Linked DNA regions of Homo sapiens: all the other regions are linked to region 1. Evidence: chromatin contacts called from ENCODE Hi-C or POLR2A ChIA-PET data. All regions are on one chromosome and are shown on one strand. Each heading gives the region's core, a stretch centred on a gene start or an enhancer-like site at or near the end of the contact. The rest is flanking DNA. Distances are from core to core; before and after follow the strand shown. Region 1 holds the start of GADD45GIP1 (GADD45G interacting protein 1). Region 2 overlaps CACNA1A (calcium voltage-gated channel subunit alpha1 A). Region 3 holds the start of JUNB (JunB proto-oncogene, AP-1 transcription factor subunit).

Region 1 (4,119 bases), core at 726-3,225:
GCACCCAGCCAATTTTTGTATTTTTAGTAAAGACGGGGTTTCACCATGTTGGCCAGGCTGGTCTCGAACTCCTGACCTCAGTGATACCTGCCTCAGCCTCCCAAAGTGCTGGGATTACAGGTGTGAACCACCGCGTTCAGCCACATTTACATTAAAAAAATAATAAATGCTAGTGGGCTTTTTGTCTGTTTGTTTGTTCAGACAGAGTCTCACTCTGTCACCCTGGGTAGAGTGCAATGGCACGATCTCAGCTCATTGCAACCTCCACCTCCCAGGTTCAAGCGATTCTCCTGCCTCAGCCTCCTGAGTAGTTGGGATTACAGGCGCCCACCACCACGCCCAGGTAATTTTTGTATTTTTAGTAGAGACAAGGTTTTGCCATGTTGGTCAGGCTGGTCTCCAACTCCTGACCTCAAGTGATCCGCCCGCTTCAGCCTCCCAAAGTACTGGGATTACAGGCGTGAGCCACCAAGCCCAGCCTAATAAATGCTAGTTTAAATGTATAAAAGTAAAGTTAAAAATATAATTTTTACGCAGCCATAAAAAATGATGAGTTCGTGTCCTTTGTAGGGACATGGATGAAACTGGAAACCATCATTCTCAGCAAACTATCGCAAGGACAAAAAACCAAACACCGCATGTTCTCACTCATAGGTGGGAAGTGAACAATGAGACCACATGGACACAGGAAAGGGAACATCACACACCGGGGACTGTTGTGGGGTGGGGGGAGGGGGGAGGGATAGCATTAGGAGATATACCTAATGCTAAATGACGAGTTAATGGGTGCAGCACACCAACATGGCACATGTATACATATGTAACAAACCTGCACGTTGTGCACAAGTACCCTAAAACTTAAAGTATAATAATAATAAAATAAAATAAAATAAACTTTTTGAAGGCAAAAAAAAAAAAAAAAGAATAGCATGGGGGAAACCACCCCCGTGATCCAACCACCTCCCTTCCCCGACATGTGGGGATTACAGGTCCCTCCCTGGACACATGGGGATTATAATTCAGGATGAGATTTGGTTGGGGACACAGAGCCAAACCATATCAGTGGCCCTGCCACAGCCTCTTATTTTTGATTTTTCAATGTGTTCATTCAACATGATTTCAGATTATTCATTGGAGGGCTACTGTGTGCACAGAAGACACATGGATGAATAAAACAGTATGGTTTCTGATATGCAAAAAACAAAAATACAATTTTTACCCAAAGAACACTGAACACTTAGAAAAAAATACACAAATATATATTTGTAGCCAGGTGAGCGTATATATATATGTATATGTGTGTGTGTGTGTATGCATGTATGTATTTATTTTTATTTATTAATTTTTTAGACGGAGTTTCGCTCTTGTTACCCAGGCTGGAATGCAATGGCACGATCTCGGCCCACCCCAACCTCCGCCTCCCGGGTTCAAGCGATTCTCCTGCCTCAGCCTCCCGCGGAGCTGGGACTACAGGCATGCGCCACCATGCCCGGCTAATTTTGTATTTTTAGTAGAGACGGGGTTTCTCCTCTCCTCCCGGAAGGCGGAGGTTACAGTGACCCGAGATCACGCCGTTACCCTCCAGCCTGGGCGACAGAGCGAGACTCTGTCTCGAAAAAAAAAAAAAAAAAAGACTGGTCTCGAACTCGCGACCTCAGGTGATCCGCCCGCCTCGGCCTCCCAAAGTGCTGAGATTACAGGCGTGAGCCACCGCGCCCGACAAAAATATGTATTTTTAAGTGTCAGTGTGCAGAAAGGAGAAGAAAAAAAGTGAAAATTAAAAATGACTTTAATCAGTAACTGCTTAACTAAAATTTAAAGTTATACTTGGAAACGTATAAAACCCATACTATCCCCTTCGCCGCCCTCCCCCGAACTGAGGCAGCAGGGACACCCCTCGCCCTGCCCTGGCCCACACCGGGCCTCGCGCTCAGGCACCGGGCATGGACAGCCCGGCGGGCCTGTGAGGACCCCGCACAGCCAAGATGGCGGCGTCCGTGCGACAGGCACGCAGCCTACTAGGTGTGGCGGCGACCCTGGCCCCGGGTTCCCGTGGCTACCGGGCGCGGCCGCCCCCGCGCCGCAGGCCGGGACCCCGGTGGCCAGACCCCGAGGACCTCCTGACCCCGCGGTGGCAGCTGGGACCGCGCTACGCGGCTAAGCAGTTCGCGCGTTACGGCGCCGCCTCCGGGGTGGTCCCCGGTTCGTTATGGCCGTCGCCGGAGCAGCTGCGGGAGCTGGAGGCCGAAGAACGCGAATGGTACCCGAGCCTGGCGACCATGCAGGAGTCGCTGCGGGTGAAGCAGCTGGCCGAAGAGCAGAAGCGTCGGGAGAGGTGCGTGCGTGCAGGCAGACGCGGGGCTGCCCTCTGTGCCCCGTGGGCGAACTGGGCCCCAAACCGTGCCTACCCCTTCGGGGTCACGTCGCAGCATCTGCATGTTGTAGATTTATGTATACGCTCACCTGGCCGCAAAACAAACTCAGAATAACGTCCATTTAGTCATTCATCAGCAAGTTTTGTTTGTTTGTTTGTTTGTTTTTTGGAGACAAGAGTCTCGCTCTGTTGCCCAGGCTGGAGTGCAGTCGCAAGATCTTGGCTCACTGCAACCTCCGCCTCCCCGGTTCAAGCGATTCTCCCGCCTTAGCCTCCGGTGTAGCTGGGATTACAGGCGTGCACCACCACGCCCGGCAAATTTTTGTAGTTTTAGTAGAGACGGGGTTCCACCATGTTGGCCAGGCTGGTCTCAAACTCCTTACTTCAAGTGATCCACCTGCCTCAGCCTCCCAAAGTGCCGGGATTACAGGTGTGAGCCATCACGTCCGGCCATCACCACCAAGTCTTTACTGAGCGCATACCGTGTGCAAGACCCTGTCCCAGGCCGGGGGCGGTGGCTCGTGCCTGTAATCCCAGTTATTTGGGAGGCCGAGGCAGGCCCCAAAAGGGCCCTTAATATCAGATGGCGACAGCTGACAGGCAAGATAATACCAATGGTGACAGCCGACTAGTAGGAAGGTAAAAGAGTGAAGAGTGTGTGCCTGAGGGCAGCTTTGGTTTGGGAAGCCTCAGGCCTCTCTGAGGAGGTGATGTTTAAGCAAAGACCTGAATAACCAGACTTAGCTATGGGGCGATCTCTTGGGTAGAAAGTTTCTGGTAAAGGGAACAGCTGGGGCAAATGCCCTGAGATACGATATGCCTTAAAGAACAGCCAGGAAGCCAGTGTGGCTGGGGAAAAGGTGAGGGCAGGAAGGTGATGGGTCCTGGAACCAAGAGGGCAGAGGTCAGATACAGAGGCAGGTCTGAAGGACCAGGGGCATCTTTTTGTTGTTGTTGTTGTTGTTGTTTTGAGGCAGAGTTTTGCTCTTGTTGCCCAGGCTGGAGTGCAATCTCAGCTCACTGCAACCTCTGCCTCCCAGGATCAAGAGATTCTCCTGCTTCAGCCTCCCGAGTAGCTGGGATTACAAGCGCCCACCACCACACCCGGCTCATTTTTTGTATTTTTAGTAGAGATGGGGTTTCGCCATATTGGCCAGGCTGGTCTCAAACTCCTGACCTCAGGTGATCCATCTGCCTCGGCCTCCCAAAGTGCTAGGATTACAGGCGTGAGCCACCGCGTCGGGCCAGACCAGGGGCATCTCTTATAGATAATGCCACATCCTGGAGCGTGAAGGGGGTAGGTCAAGTGTGTTCCTGGTGTTTAATCTTCTTGTTTTCCTAATAGCCTTAAGAGGAAGAAGGGATTGCCCTAATTTTAGAGATGAGGAAACTGAGGCTTGGTGAAGTGAAGTCATGCGTCTGATCACCCAGGCAGGGAATCATGGAGCAGGGACTCCTGTTTCTGCCCCTCCTCAGCCAGATGACCATTATAGGGCTTAATTCTTTTACTTTTCTAATCCTTAAATGAGGCTGTCATAAAAAAGAACGAGATCATGTCCTTTGCAGGGACACGACGGGAGCTGGAGGCTATCATCCCTAGCAAACTAACACAGGAACAGAAAACCAAATACAACGTGTTCTCACTTGTAAGTGGGAGCTAAATGATGAGAACACATGGACACACAGGGGAGCAACACACACTAGGGCTTTTTGGAGGGTGGAGGGAGAGGATCAGGAAAAATGAC
Region 2 (4,119 bases), core at 1-2,500, 250 kb before region 1:
TGGTGCTAGCTGCTGACCCCAGCCCACCGGCCTGTCCCCTCCCCCAGACCATCTCAGACACCAGCCCCATGAAGCGTTCAGCCTCCGTGCTGGGCCCCAAGGCCCGACGCCTGGACGATTACTCGCTGGAGCGGGTCCCGCCCGAGGAGAACCAGCGGCACCACCAGCGGCGCCGCGACCGCAGCCACCGCGCCTCTGAGCGCTCCCTGGGCCGCTACACCGATGTGGACACAGGTGGGCAGCCCTGTGGTGCTCAGGGACAAGCAGAACAGAGGAGAGGAGAGGGGAGGAGAAGGCAGGGCGGAGGAGACACTAAGGAAGAAGAAAGGGAGAGGCCTCCATGGAGAGGGGACAGAGGGGGCCAGGCAGCAGCTGCAGGAACCTGGGTACTACCCCCTCCCCCCAACCCACTGACCTGCCTCGGTTCAGGGGATCTCTAGGGCCCCCACACCTTCCAGGTGGCCTCCTGTGTGTGCATCTGCCCCACCTCTCCCTCACGACCACCTGTGTGTCTGTCTGACCCTCACCCGGCCCAGGCTTGGGGACAGACCTGAGCATGACCACCCAATCCGGGGACCTGCCGTCGAAGGAGCGGGACCAGGAGCGGGGCCGGCCCAAGGATCGGAAGCATCGACAGCACCACCACCACCACCACCACCACCACCATCCCCCGCCCCCCGACAAGGACCGCTATGCCCAGGAACGGCCGGACCACGGCCGGGCACGGGCTCGGGACCAGCGCTGGTCCCGCTCGCCCAGCGAGGGCCGAGAGCACATGGCGCACCGGCAGGTGGGTGCGGCTGCAAGTGACCCCAGGCTGGGCTCGGCCGGGAGGCGGGGAGGAGAGAAGGGGATACCCCATCCAACAGCCACTCTAGGCAAAGGTCCCCGGATCCCGGCTGTGACCACCTCCCATCCTGCCCCCAAGCCACCGGGGTGCCCGGCGGCCGGAGCGGACACGGATCCCCACCACACCAGCTGCCTATGCTGTCCCCCCAGCCCCCTTGCCCACCCGCCGCCCCCTCCCCGCCGCCCGCAGCTGCTTGCTCCTCGGTTGTGGATCATATTTGAGTTCTGGGCCGTGCCGCCCGACCTTTCACTTTCCTTTAACCCGGCTTCTGTTTTTGTTTCAATTATGATTTCTGTCCTCTGGACGCCTGTGAGTAATTTTTGAAACTTCTGCTATTTTTAACCCCGAAACTTACAAAACTCCATTTCTCATTTCTCTTTTCACTTTGTTGTGTTGGTTTTCGACTCCTCCCCTCCCTGTCTCACTCCCCCTCCTCCCCTCCCTCCTCCCTGTGGCTGTTGCTTTTTTCCATTCAATGTCCTGTGTCCCCCCTCTCCTCCTCCTCCTCCTCCTCCCCCTCCCCCTCCTCCCTCTCCTCCCGGCCCCTCTCCCTTCGCTCCCCTCTCTTCCTCCCAATCCCGTGTCTCCTTTGATTTTGTTGTATCTTTTTTTTTGATTTCCTTTGTTTCAATTTTCGTGTAGGGCAGTAGTTCCGTAAGTGGAAGCCCAGCCCCCTCAACATCTGGTACCAGCACTCCGCGGCGGGGCCGCCGCCAGCTCCCCCAGACCCCCTCCACCCCCCGGCCACACGTGTCCTATTCCCCTGTGATCCGTAAGGCCGGCGGCTCGGGGCCCCCGCAGCAGCAGCAGCAGCAGCAGCAGCAGCAGCAGCAGCAGGCGGTGGCCAGGCCGGGCCGGGCGGCCACCAGCGGCCCTCGGAGGTACCCAGGCCCCACGGCCGAGCCTCTGGCCGGAGATCGGCCGCCCACGGGGGGCCACAGCAGCGGCCGCTCGCCCAGGATGGAGAGGCGGGTCCCAGGCCCGGCCCGGAGCGAGTCCCCCAGGGCCTGTCGACACGGCGGGGCCCGGTGGCCGGCATCTGGCCCGCACGTGTCCGAGGGGCCCCCGGGTCCCCGGCACCATGGCTACTACCGGGGCTCCGACTACGACGAGGCCGATGGCCCGGGCAGCGGGGGCGGCGAGGAGGCCATGGCCGGGGCCTACGACGCGCCACCCCCCGTACGACACGCGTCCTCGGGCGCCACCGGGCGCTCGCCCAGGACTCCCCGGGCCTCGGGCCCGGCCTGCGCCTCGCCTTCTCGGCACGGCCGGCGACTCCCCAACGGCTACTACCCGGCGCACGGACTGGCCAGGCCCCGCGGGCCGGGCTCCAGGAAGGGCCTGCACGAACCCTACAGCGAGAGTGACGATGATTGGTGCTAAGCCCGGGCGAGGTGGCGCCCGCCCGGCCCCCCACGCACCCCACGCACACACCCCACCCGAGGAGCCGCGCAGAGGCCGCGGGGGCCCAGCACAGAGGGCCCGGGAGAGGGCCAGCCGGGAGACCCCAGACTCTGGAGAGGCCAGGGCTGGGCCACAAGGGTGTCCCGCAGAGACCCTCGGCCAAAAGAGACCCTCCTGGGCAGCCACGGCGCCCCCCAACCAGCCCCGATCCCCCCACCCACGACAGGGGCTCTCGGGTGGGAGGCAGGGAGCAGACAAACCACACAGCCAAGGGATTTGAATTAACTCAGCCATTTTTGGAGAACTTTGGGGAACATGAAAAAAAAAAAAAAAAAAAAAAAAAAAAACATTTTTAAAAGAAAAAACGGGGAGAAAAAAATAGCTTCTATTGATGAGTTTTATCATCTCAATTGAATCTTTCCTTTCCCTGATGAAGACAGCTGGTGGCCGAGTGCGGCAAAGAAGCCAGAAGGAACCAGAATCCCAGTGCCCTACACCCACCACCAGACACACTCACACCCACACACGTTCTCAGACACACACAAGAGTGCTTGCCGGTTATACCAAACCCTACTATTACTGCCTGCAGAAATCAATTTAAAAAAATAATAATAACAATAAACAATTTTAAAAAGGACAAAAAAATTAATGATTGAGAAAAGAGGCATTTTTTTCTGACATTTGGTCCTGCTTGAAACAACAAAAGAAGAAGAAAAACCCACCATCACCACCGATTCCTTTGCTTCTTTTTTCCTTTTTTCCTACCTTGTTTGAAAACCGTGGGCTTGGGACTGTGAATTATTGCATGACATTCAAAAAGAAAAAAAAAATAAAAAAAAGTTGAATCAAAGGGCTTTTGGATAGGAGTGGTCTTTGTCCCTTGGCTAGGTGCTGCCTGGGTGGGTCTCTCTTGGGGAATCATACAAAGAGGCACTTCTTTGTTAGCTCCTAGAAGCACTGTTTGAAAGCGACAAGGAGGCCGGGCATCATGCACGCCTGTAATCCCAGCACTTTGGGAGGCTAAGGCAGATGGATCACTTGAGGTCAGGAGTTCGAGACCAGCCCGACCAACATGGCAAAACCTCATCTCTACTAAAAATACAAAAAAAATTAGCCATGCGTGGTTGCACAAACTGTAATCCCAGCTACTCCGGAGGCTGAGGCATGAGAATCACCTGAGCCTGAGAGGCGGAGGTTAGCAGTGAGCCAAGATCCCACCACTGCACTCCAGCCTGAGTGACGGAATGAGACTCTTGTCTCAAAATAAAAAAAAAAAAGGCAGGGCGCGGTGGCTCACGCCTATAATCCCAGCACTTTGGGAGGCCGAGGTGGGTGGATCACATGAGGTCAGGAGTTCACAACCAGCCTGGCCAACATAGTGAAACGCCGTCTTTACTACAAATACAAAAATTAGCCACGCGTGGTGGTGGGTGCCTGTAATCCCAGCTACTCGGGAAGCTGAGGCAGGAGAATTGCTTGAACCCAGGAGGCGGAGGTTGCAGTGAACCAAGATCGTGCCACTGCACTCCAACCTGGGTGACAGAGCAAGACTCCATCTTAGATAATTAATAATAATAATTTGGTCTCGTGGACACCAACCCCCGCCCCCACGAAGTGTTTCAGCCATCCCCAGAGTCCAATACCCCTTTGAGAGCTTCTGTTCTCACAACAGTACCTGACCCATAGCAAGCTACTATTGACTATCACCATTACTACTGTAGCATTAAGGCAAACATTTTGAACAGGTCTTGTTCCAGACAACAGGCCCTGCTTGAGCTTACCTTGGGTAAGAAATCTGCAGACTCCAGATAGCAAGACAGGTGTAAGTCCTTCTAAAATAATGGTAAGCCAAATGTGGTGGCACA
Region 3 (4,119 bases), core at 848-3,347, 170 kb after region 1:
GCGCCTGCGCACTCCAAGTCTCGGCCGGAGCACCCTGCCTTCAGCTCCTGGGTCCCTGGACCGCGTCCCGCGCCCCAACCATCCAACCCTGGAGATCTGGGGACGCGGGAAGGGTGGGACTCCTGGGCTGGGACCACAAGATGCCTGCGCCGAACCGACGAGGGGGACACATACAGGACCGAGCCACCAACAGCACTGAGCTGGGGGCAAACCAGTGCTTTTTTTTTTCCCCCCGCCCTCCCAGCTTGGAAAAAAAGACAACAGAAATTAATAAAGAACCAATTTTTTTTTTACTTAAATAGATTCAATAAAAAGAACAAACACACACAAACACAAACACGTCTTAAAATAAACTCTTTAGAGACTAAGTGCGTGTTTCTTTTCCACAGTACGGTGCAGAGAGGGGAGGGCAGGGGGCGGGGGTCCCCTTCCCAATGTCCCCGCGGGCTTGAGTACCAGGCGGCGGGGCCAGCTCCGCCGCGATCGCCCCCTCTTCCCCTCCCTGTTAAATACACAAATATATTATATTCAATATGAATCGAGTCTGTTTCCAGCAGAAAAAAAACATACAAAAAAAAGTGGAAGGGGGGGCTTGTAAACGTCGAGGTGGAAGGACTGGGCGCAGGGTAGGAGGGCCGGAGTCCAGTGTGGTTTGCGGCGCCCCTAGGTCCCAGGGTGGGTGCCCACCGCCTGCTCCCTGGACCCCAGTGGGAGGCGTGTGCCCAGCCGTCCAAGCGAGGGGGTGTCCGTAAAGGGGCAGGGGACGTTCAGAAGGCGTGTCCCTTGACCCCAAGCAGCAGCTGACAGCCGTTGCTGACGTGGGTCATGACCTTCTGTTTGAGCTGGGCCACCTGCTCCCGGAGGAGGCCGGCGGTACTCGACAGCCCCGCGTTCTCGGCCTTGAGCGTCTTCACCTTGTCCTCCAGGCGCGCGATGCGCTCCAGCTTCCGCTTCCGGCACTTGGTGGCCGCCAGCCGGTTCCGCAGCCGCTTGCGCTCCACTTTGATGCGCTCTTGGTCTTCCATGTTGATGGGGGACACCGGCGGCGTGGCGTCCCGGCTGCGCGCCTCCGGCACGGTCTGCGGTTCCTCCTTGAAGGTGGAGGCGCCGCGGCCCAAGCCCAGCTGCGCCGGGTGGCCACCGGCGAAGGGCGGCGCGTGTGGGAGGTAGCTGATGGTGGTCGTCGGGTACGAGCTCCCGGTCCCGACGGCAGCCCCGGCGCCTCCCGAGGACGCAGAGGCTGGGGAGTAGCTGCTGAGGTTGGTGTAAACGGGAGGTGGCTCCGGGCCGGCGTAGACGCCCCCGGGCCCAGCCGGGGGCCCCCCGGTAGCGCCCAGGGACACGTTGGGGGGTGTCACGTGGTTCATCTTGTGCAGATCGTCCAGGGCTTTGACAAAGCCGTCGGCGAAGCCCTCCTGCTCCTCGGTGACGCCGCCCCCTGCGCCCCCTGCACCTCCACCGCTGCCACCCCCGCGGGGGTAAAAGTACTGTCCCGGGGGTGTAGGCGTCGTCGTGATCACGCCGTTGCTGTTGGGGACAATCAGGCGTTCCAGCTCCGAAGAGGCGAGCTTGAGAGACGCGCCGGTGTCCGAGCCCTGACCAGAAAAGTAGCTGCCGCCACCGCCGCCCTCTGGGCCGGGTCCGCGAGCCCCAGGCGCTTTGAGACTCCGGTAGGGGTCGGCCAGGTTGACCGCCAGGCTCGGTTTCAGGAGTTTGTAGTCGTGTAGAGAGAGGCCACCAGGGGCCCGGCCGTATCCCGTAGCTGTGTATGAGTCGTCGTGGTAGAAGGGCTGTTCCATTTTAGTGCACATCCGGGCGGCCCAGGCGGTCTGGGGAGGGTCCCTGCGGGGCCGCTCCGGGCCTCGCTGCAGCGAGCGGCGAGCTCTCCGCTGCGGTGACCGGACTGGGTGCCTGGTCGCGCGTTCTCGGGGGCTGGCGCGGGCGGGTAGCAGCCAGCCGGCAGCTGTGCGCAAAAGCCCTGTCAGGCTTCCCGAGCCCCCGTCGCCCTCTCTGGCGCGATAGCTTTCCTGGCGTCGTTTCCCCCAGCTCCCAGCTCCCTGCTGGCTCCGAGGCTGGCCTGGCCGCTCTCAAGGTCCCAGCCGCTCAGCCTGAGCCACACGCCTTTATACCGCGCTAGTCAGCCACGGAAGTGCGCTCCGATTGGCCGTCGCCGGAGCCGGGCCCCCGCGCCCCCCTCCTCGAGCGTGGGGAAGGGGAGGAGGCGGCTCGCGTCACTGTCAGGAAGCGCGTGTCCTTGTAAACAGCGGCCACGGGCCGGGTGGCTCGGCGGGGCTGCAGGGGGAGGGGCTCAAAGGACCTCGGGGTACGCATGGAAGGAGGTGCTGGGGGGCCCAGGCACATGAGTGAGGGGTTTCAGGGAGGAGGATGATTTCCCTGGAGTCCACTGGGACAAATACCAGGACCTGGTACGCAGCAAGTGGGGTGAGGGTCCCAGTATGTGCGAAGAAACCCCTGAGGTACCCAGAATACGAGAGGGGTAGGAGGACTGACAATCCATTGGGAGACCCCAAAAAGCAGAAATGAGGGTTAAGCACTGTAAATCGGGAGGGTTAAGGAGACACCTGACCCAGGAATTGACTGGGGGTCCCGGGCTCAGAAGGATGCGGGACTGGAATTTTCACAGGACGGAGGAGGGGAGAGATCAAAAGGGGTGAGTGGGTGGAGCTGCATGACCCATTAAATTGCAAGAAATGAGTAGGGGTCCAGGAGCTCATGGGAGCTGAGTCCAGAGTCTGAGGCTCTCCCGTAAGCGGGAAGGAGGCATTAGGGGAAGTCTAGATATGCAGAAAGCTAGTAAGCGGCCTGGGGTACACTGAGGCAGGTAAAATATGCCAGGTAGAAGATGGAGACATGTCTGCCAGAAATTGGGGACCACTGGGGTCATCTGCTAGCCCGGATGAAGGAGAGAGTTAGAAGGGGCCGGACACATCTTCGGAGCAGAGAAGACAATAAGAGGGTACTCAGTTGACATGTGAGGAGGGGGCCTTGAGGGTCCCGCGCACCAGGACTGCTGGATCTTCCACGACTGCTGCTCCCCCTCGATGGTAACCTCTTAGTCATCTGTATTCTCTGTCCCCCATCCTAAAACCCTCCCCTATTGACCCTGGGCTTTGCCCAACACCGTGTCGGCTCCTAGAGCCTGGACCCAGCCCGACGGCTGGGGCGCGGTCGCCCAACCCCACTCCCTTCCTTAGAAACAGGCTGGGGAAAGAGCGCAGAGGCAGGAAGTGTGGCAACAGCCCCGGGGGAAGGAGCCCGGCCCTGTCTCCGTCACTCGGATCCTACGGGACCGTGCGCCCCGCCCTGGGTCCCGCCGCATCCTGCGCCTCGGAAGAGGAACCTGGGCGTGCGAGCCCCCGCGGAGGCCCGGGTGCTTGGAGCCCGCCCAGCCGCGGCAGCCTCCAGCCACCATCCTCTCCCCTCAAGCAATGGTTCCGCCCGCGGTGCCTGCAGGGGACCGCGGAGGCAGGCGGCTTGGGGAGTGTTCCATTGGCCCGACGGCGGGGGACGCAGCCGAGGAGCGGGGCCTGGTCGCCATGGCAACAGGCGGGAGTCCGCGGGCAGGACTGAGCGCGGGCCGGCCCCCGAAGTCTCTCCCCGCCGCCCATATTAGGGCACAGGAAGAGGTGGGACCAGCGCTGTCCTGGGGCCCCGAGCCAGAAGCGGGGAACCCGACTATCTGCCAGGTCCCAGGGCGCGCCTGGGCCCCCAGACTGCTAGTCCCGACCAGCCCCGACCGCCGCCCCCGGGGCCCCCACGGCCGCCTGGCCCGGCCCCGCCCCACCCCGCCGCTTTGGGGCTGCGTCCTGCCAGGCCCGGCCTGGCCCAACCCAGCCCGGCAGGTCCCCGCCTGCCCGCGGGCCTGGGTCGGACTTCGCCCCCGGCCCGACGGGGCGCGGAGAGGGCGGGCCGATGCCTCGAGGCGCCCCCGGCGCCTGGGCGGGCTGGAACGGCGGCTGCCTCCTCCCTCGGGTGGGGTGCCCTTCCCTTCTGCCAGGAGATCTGGAGCTCCGTCCCCAACACCCCCCACTCACTCATGTGAGTCAGGGGCCCCACTCTCGTTTTAGTCTGCAGGTCCCATCCTACTATCATCCAGAA

The links. Hi-C counts contacts between places; a loop is a spot of excess contacts on that map. ChIA-PET counts read pairs that join two places held with the same protein, here RNA polymerase II (POLR2A). Pooled maps may share reads with other maps.
Region 2: a pooled map shows a loop between it and region 1 (4-fold over the local background). The contact joins the enhancer-like site here to the promoter of GADD45GIP1 in region 1. A Hi-C loop is called at or near these places in 4 of 50 pooled maps. POLR2A ChIA-PET finds 5 or more read pairs at or near these places in 4 of 52 experiments (CD4-positive, alpha-beta T cell, Caco-2, OCI-LY7 and 1 more).
Region 3: a pooled map shows a loop between it and region 1 (3-fold over the local background). The contact joins the promoter of JUNB here to the promoter of GADD45GIP1 in region 1. A Hi-C loop is called at or near these places in 3 of 168 maps with a recorded cell type or tissue (CD4-positive, alpha-beta memory T cell, CD8-positive, alpha-beta T cell and ascending aorta), 2 of 37 single-sample maps with no recorded cell type and 11 of 50 pooled maps. POLR2A ChIA-PET finds 5 or more read pairs at or near these places in 14 of 52 experiments (AG04449, GM10248, H1 and 10 more).

Annotation. Positions count from the first base shown.
Region 1 is chr19:12,955,079-12,959,197 of GRCh38, reverse strand. GADD45GIP1 (GADD45G interacting protein 1) reads left to right here and starts at 1,975. Exons shown (of 2, transcript NM_052850.4): 1 at 1,975-2,335. The coding sequence starts at 1,986. RefSeq lists a silencer at 2,029-2,198 and enhancers at 1,627-2,499, 2,599-2,648.
Region 2 is chr19:13,205,427-13,209,545 of GRCh38, reverse strand. It overlaps CACNA1A (calcium voltage-gated channel subunit alpha1 A), which reads left to right. Exons shown (of 47, transcript NM_001127222.2): 45 at 48-234; 46 at 537-790; 47 at 1,493-3,104. The coding sequence ends at 2,233. Among named protein-coding and RNA genes, the nearest start is that of IER2, 57 kb to the right of the region's middle. RefSeq lists enhancers at 1-730, 1,037-1,306 and silencers at 717-906, 987-1,036. Within about 2 kb of position 1,250, at least 24 of the 41 ENCODE cell types and tissues checked have a DNase peak (open chromatin) inside an H3K27ac peak, as active enhancers do; they include OCI-LY7, where a contact is called at or near this core.
Region 3 is chr19:12,789,464-12,793,582 of GRCh38, reverse strand. It overlaps JUNB (JunB proto-oncogene, AP-1 transcription factor subunit), which reads right to left and starts at 2,097. Exons shown (of 1, transcript NM_002229.3): 1 at 268-2,097. The coding sequence starts at 1,811. The coding sequence ends at 768. It also overlaps a transcript of HOOK2 not described here. RefSeq lists enhancers at 49-108, 1-234, 129-248, 2,123-2,734, 3,035-3,534, silencers at 1,299-1,408, 1,779-2,358, 3,219-3,988 and cis regulatory regions at 1,838-2,392, 3,232-3,752.